Regions from separate parts of the Homo sapiens genome. Here region 1 is linked to region 2. Evidence: chromatin loops called from intact Hi-C (ENCODE). Cell type or tissue: CD4-positive, alpha-beta T cell. All regions are shown on one strand. Links, peaks and the distances in the headings refer to the core of each region. The heading gives the core; the rest is flanking DNA.

Region 1 (2,925 bases), core at 152-2,651, 110 kb after region 2:
TGGGGTGGAGTAGAGAGAGGGAGGATGGGCTGAATGTCTGGGTAGCTTCAGAATGCCTTAGAGGTGTACTCCTGCTTCCTGGTGGAGGACAGTGACTTAACAAAGCTCCCACTGAGATTTCTGATGCTGCAATAACAACCTGTCTGGTGTTTTGATATTTTTCCCCATTTCCTCTTTTTGGAAAATGTGAAGAAAATGACAGGGAGCTGTCTCTATGAATGCTCAAGAGCCCAAACCAACCGGAGTATAAGAAAGAGGTGGAAGAAATAAACTACGTTTGAAATGTGCTTCTGTTTCAACCTAAGTAAGATGAAAGGCAGCCTGCAAAGTTTTTAATTGAGAAGGCAGGAGGTACCACAGAACAGAGGTCATCTACCTGGTGATGTAGTCATTCATATCAATTGAGCAAATCAAATCTGTTATGCATACGCACAATTCAGAGTTCCAATATCTTTTCCTAGAATAACAAGCAAAGTGCCCTTAACTATTTGCCACAAGCCAGTGAATTGACTCACAGGTGTAGGCTCCCATCTTGGCTCTGTGGCTTGTTGTGAATGTGACCTTCAATGTCATACCCAACATATGAGGGCCAGTGTGAATGTTGAGTCTGACTTCTAGCTCTGGAGTGGTGGTGCGGGTTGGAGATGATGCATGCAGATACTTTTAAGAGACTATCATCATCTGGTCCAAACTATTATTTTGTAGGTGTTGATGCAGACCATTCATCAAGAAGGGAAGGGGCTCCTCTATGATCTCACAGCACCTCTTATGCTGGCCTTGGGACCACCAAAGTAGAAGTCTTTTGGCTGTGACATCTGTGACATGTGGCCCACCTCAAGGTCTGCCTCTTGTCATTAAAAGCCCTTGTCCATATTTCCTCAAAGTCAGTTACACACTAGATACAGGGACCATGTAAAGACAGTGCTCAGCGTCCTATGCCCTCCAGGACAGAGTGACCAACACACTATGCTATGGAGCACTGGAACTGTGGCCAGCCTGAATTGAGATATGCTGTGGGTGGAAAACAAACTCAAGTTCTCATACTCAGTATACCATAAAAAAGTAAAATGTCTCATTGATAATTTTGTGTGGTTTGCTGATTGAAATAATATTTTGAATGAATTGGGTTAAGTCAAATACATCATTAAACTTCATTTCACCTGTTTAATTTTACATTTTTTTAAAATGTGGCTAACAGAACATTTAAAATTACACAGGAGTCTCTCACTATGTTTTACTAGGCAGCGTCATAGTGGCTCAGAATTTTTTTTTTCTTTCTTACTCTACTATCAGGAAATGTACTCCATTTCTTCTTCTGCAACAGAGCCTGTGCTTGCCATCTCATTTTTACTGTGTGCACAGTTTCCTGTAGTAACAGTGGTAACGGTTCTCATAATGATGAAGGTTGTTTGTAAAACCCCACATCCTCGATGGCCTCTTCTTTACAAAATGTTCCCACAGAGATTCTTGCTTCACCATGTCTTTGCCTGCATGGCCAAGATGACTTGGCCCCACACAGGAGTTTCTGCCGGGCATGTCACCATCCCTAGGTCTAATTCAGTGGGGTGAATGGTCACATTCTCAGCCTCCTGCTCCCTCTGATCCTTCTAAAGAAGGAAGTGCCTGCCTCTCTCTCTCACCTTTCACCTGAGGTGATGTAGACACTGTTGATTCAAGGAGGTATTATTTCTTCCTGTTCTGTTCCCTCCAACCGTCCCCACACCACTTTCTTCTTTGTGACTCACTAAACCCATATAACCGACTGGGGTCCTATTTAACTTATGTGCATATTAATTTGGCAAACATTCATTCTGCATCTCCTAAACACCTGATACTGAGCTAGTGGCTAGGGATGGAAAGAAGAGCTTGAACATCGCCTTTGGTTGGCCTCAAGGAATCATAGACAAGTTGATAAAACACAGTATTACAATATATAGAGGCATCAGCTGAGGTCACAAAGTAGGTTGCCTAACACATCTGATGATGAAAGAGAAGACTCTCTAAAGATGTGTTCAGTTGAGTGGAAAGGATGACTATAGCTCAGCTAGGGCTTACTGTATTATTAGTATCATTATTGTTATTTTTGCTATCATCATCATTTTTTAAAGTTAACTGCAAAGGAATGGACTTAAGGAAGAGCATGTAAAATTTAGGGAATTAGAAACACAAGAGATGGAGAATGAGGAAGCTGCTCCTGAAGGCCCCAAAATCCGAGTTTAGGGATTCACATTTCATCGTAAACTCAGTGAGAAGTCCCACGTGGTACTCATAAAGATGCATGAAACAGTCAGCCCAGCATTAGGAATCCATCACTTTGGTAGCCATGGGGTAAGGAATAGAATTGTTCTTACCCTATGTGTGGAGAGAAGATCAGCCATGTGTCCAAAGAGTCCAACTGTTTTGTCTTAGAAGACACAGGCACAAGGTATTTGCAATTGTGTCTGCCTTCCTGTCATCTGAAGAAGGCCCCTCCTGGGGGTCCAGTGTTTGTCTGTGATATTATTTCCCACAGTCCCACCAAGCATAAAGGATTACATCGATGCTTCCTCTCATTGATGATGAGGGCAAAGGTGCTGGGTCCAGCAGGCACCTTGGGGAACTGGAGCAGATTTGGGGATCTGTCCTTCCTGGCCCCAGAGAGACTGGTTTGGTTCAGGGACCCCTGGGGCCCCATTTGAAAAGTGGCTTTTCTCATTTCCCTTTGATCAGGCAGTTCATGGCATATTTGGAAGGACAAGGAGTGATTTGTCTTCCACATGTGTTTTCATTTATTCCTCAAAGGCAGAGCTAAAGCATTAAGCAAGAATACAATAAAGTCCAGTGGGCAGACAAGCTTCAAACAGTCTCAAAGGGTATGTCTAAGATAAGCTCATTTGTTTATAATCCATGTATTTTTTAATAGTTTATGAAAAATACAGGTGGTAA
Region 2 (2,925 bases), core at 114-2,613:
TGGCAGCAGGGTGAGGTTTTCTAAACTGACTGCTCACACTTTTGGAGTTATTTATTCCTTGAGAGAGTGGTTTCTAGTACTCCCTAATTTTGTGTTGGCACATCTACCCAGAGCCAACTTCCTAAACAAGCCAAGGGCCATGCACAGAAACTGGAAAAGATGAGAGGGACTTCTCCATGGTTGGAGATATGCACTTCATGTCACTCCCATCCCTGCATAAAATCCTCCTGCGATCTCCATAGTCTTCCATATAAATTGAACACTTTATTCCAGGTTCTAAGGTCCTCCCTCCTGACCCTCAGCACACCATCTCTCCCCCTCTCCCAACACCCAAGCCTGCATGGGTCCCCTGGGAAGTTCTCTGCATGGATCATTCTGTTTCACTTCCTCAGGCAGATGATCAGTCTGTTCCCTCTGCCAGGGGTGACTATGAAGCCACTCTTAGGTGGACACACTTGTCTTGACCATTCACATGTCCACTAGGTATTAACTCTGCTGGAGTGCTTTCACATCCTCCCTAAATCCAGCCTCCATCTCCTCATCTCTACCTCTAAATTGAACCCTCACTCTACCCATGAAGGGATGGGTTGTATGGTAGAGTGTGTGGAGACAGGGATGAATAAATGGACAGGTGAGTAGTTGAGTGTATGGAGGGATGGATGAATGAATGAACAGGTGGATGGATGAGTGTGTGGAGGAATGGATGGATGAATGGATAAGTGAGTGGGTGAATGGTTGGGTGATGGATGGATAAGTGGATGATGGATGACTCGGTGGCTAGATAATGGATAGATAGTGGGGTGCATGCATCTGTTTGAGGTATGTGAGTATATGATGATCATGATTATGATGATAACAAAATGACTCATTGGATGCAGAGAGATCCGTAATAAAAATGTCATGTGAGAGGCCTGAACTAATGTAGTGGCAGAAGATAGGCAGATGCAAACATAAAGTACAGGATGATTTTTAGGAGTCATTGATGTCATCAATGAAGGAGAGGAAGCTGTTGACAAAAACAAGTGATGCAGCCCAATGAGTATCAGAAGCCTATGTCTGCTAGTGCTGCGTAAAAGCTAAACATATTTCTTTAGCACCTGCTGCATGTTTCACACAGTGGGGCACTAGGGGGCTGTGAATGTAGTTGCGTGGCACATGGTTGGCTTCAGGATGATGACACTGTAGCTATTAGTCTAAAGAGAATTGAGGATGCAACTGCTCTAGAAGGAAGTGGGTTTATTATGTAACTCATTAAGTCAGTGATTCTCAGCCTTCTCTGTACATCAGAATCACCTGGGGGGATTAAAAAGCTACACATGTGGAATTTACAACTTCTATTCAACTGGTCTGAAGTGGTCTCAGGTATTGCCCAGATGTGAATTCAAGGTGTGAACTACTTCATGAGCACACTAATTAATAAAATTCAGCCTCCAAAATTTCTACTCATTTTTCCAAATGGGTATTGCCTATTTGGCAACACTTTCTTTGCTTACAGAGCCAGTCTGCCACCCTCTTCCCAACTTCTGTAGCACTTTGCTCACATCCTTATTAAACCAAGTACTGCACCATTTGCCTAGCTGTGCCAGAGGTCTGTCCCTTTCCCTCACTGAGGGCATAGCCAGAGATCAGCTGGCTGCAGAGGACAGAAACCTGAGGACATTTGGAACTTAACTGCAAAAAAGATCATGGGGCGTTCTAGGCAGTGAGAAGGCTTGTTTTCCTTGGAGATATGTGGCATCTCTTCCCTTTAAGCACCTGCCTCATCCTTTTTGCAAGTTGTCACTGGGCACATCGTGAATAAGACTGCTCCACAGTGAACAAGAAAACAGGGGCTTCATCTCCTAATTCACTGTGGGGCTGATACATGGCCAGATATCCATTCCTGATCCAATCAGCTGAGGCCAGGGAGACAAAACCTGTGTTGCTTAAATTCACTTTTCCCTAGAAGGCAGAAGAGAGCAGGTCTCCAAAGGAGGGCTTATGGCTGGGAGAAAGTGACCAATGCCTTGTCCCATCCACCTCCTTGTCAACCCAGTTTCTAGCCCAGGATGCATAATGGGTGCTCAGGAAAGACTTTTTTTTTTTTAATCAAAAACTGGAACAACTGAATCCTGAGAGCCTGGCTAGTGATAAGGAATAATTTTCTCCCAAGTTCCAGAGGCCACTTGGTACTGTCTTAGAAATGGATTGAGATTTTACAAATCTAAGTCATCCTAATTGGGTGAGTGAGGAAGACTTGAAGAAATTTTCCCCTTTCCTAAATGTCATATATACCTCCCAGAAGAGCAATACCCCATTGAAGAAGTCCAGTCATCTATGCTGCCTGACAATTCCTAAATGTGTACTATAATGGGTTGAATAGTGGCCCCCAAAAAGAACTTGTGAATTTGACCTTGTTTTGAAATGGGGTCCTTGTAGAAGTAATCAAGAATTTTGAGATGAGAACATCCTGTATTTAGGGTGGGCCCTAAAGTCAATAATAGGTATCCTTATAAGACAAAGGCAGAGGGAGATTTGAGACACACCAAAGCAGAGAGATGGCCACGTGAAGCCAGAAGCAGAGTATAGTGATGCTTTCTGAAGTCAAGAAATGTTTGGAGATGCAGGAATCTGGAAGAGGCAAGGAAGGATTATTTCCTAGAGATTTTGGAGGGAATATGACCTTATTGAAGTCTTGATTTTGGACTTCTGGTCTCCAAAACTATTAGAGAATGAATTTCTGTTGTTTTAAGCCACCCAGTTTGTGATAATTTGTTACAACCGTCCTATAAAACTAATATGAGTACTCAGAAGAGAGAAACCTCATCTTCTAGGAAGATAAGAAGCGTATTTTCCATCTTATTTGAGTTCCTTTTTTTAATTTTTAATTTTTGTGGGTGCATAGTAGATATATATATTTATGGGTTACATGAGATATTTGCAATG

What was found. A loop is a pair of places that touch in the nucleus more often than their neighbours do. Peaks named below come from ENCODE experiments on the same cell type or tissue, not always from the same donor. Only the 100,000 strongest peaks of a DNase experiment are listed, where the experiment ranks them.
Region 1: it touches region 2 in a loop (10-fold over the local background); 2 of 110 quality-filtered maps call a loop at or near these places.

What each region holds. Positions count from the first base shown.
Region 1 is chr14:97,992,874-97,995,798 of GRCh38, reverse strand. No RefSeq gene overlaps it. Among named protein-coding and RNA genes, the nearest start is that of LINC01550, 16 kb to the right of the region's middle. In CD4-positive, alpha-beta T cell, for the core only: no CTCF peak of the experiment used is centred there; DNase peaks (open chromatin) are centred at 1,348 and 1,588; H3K27ac peaks cover 2,500 bases.
Region 2 is chr14:98,102,129-98,105,053 of GRCh38, reverse strand. The region is part of intron 1 of LOC105370655 (a long non-coding RNA gene); the gene reads left to right. All of the region lies in intron 3 of LOC105370653 (a long non-coding RNA gene), which reads right to left. Among named protein-coding and RNA genes, the nearest start is that of LINC02295, 32 kb to the left of the region's middle. In CD4-positive, alpha-beta T cell, for the core only: no CTCF peak of the experiment used is centred there; a DNase peak (open chromatin) is centred at 1,153.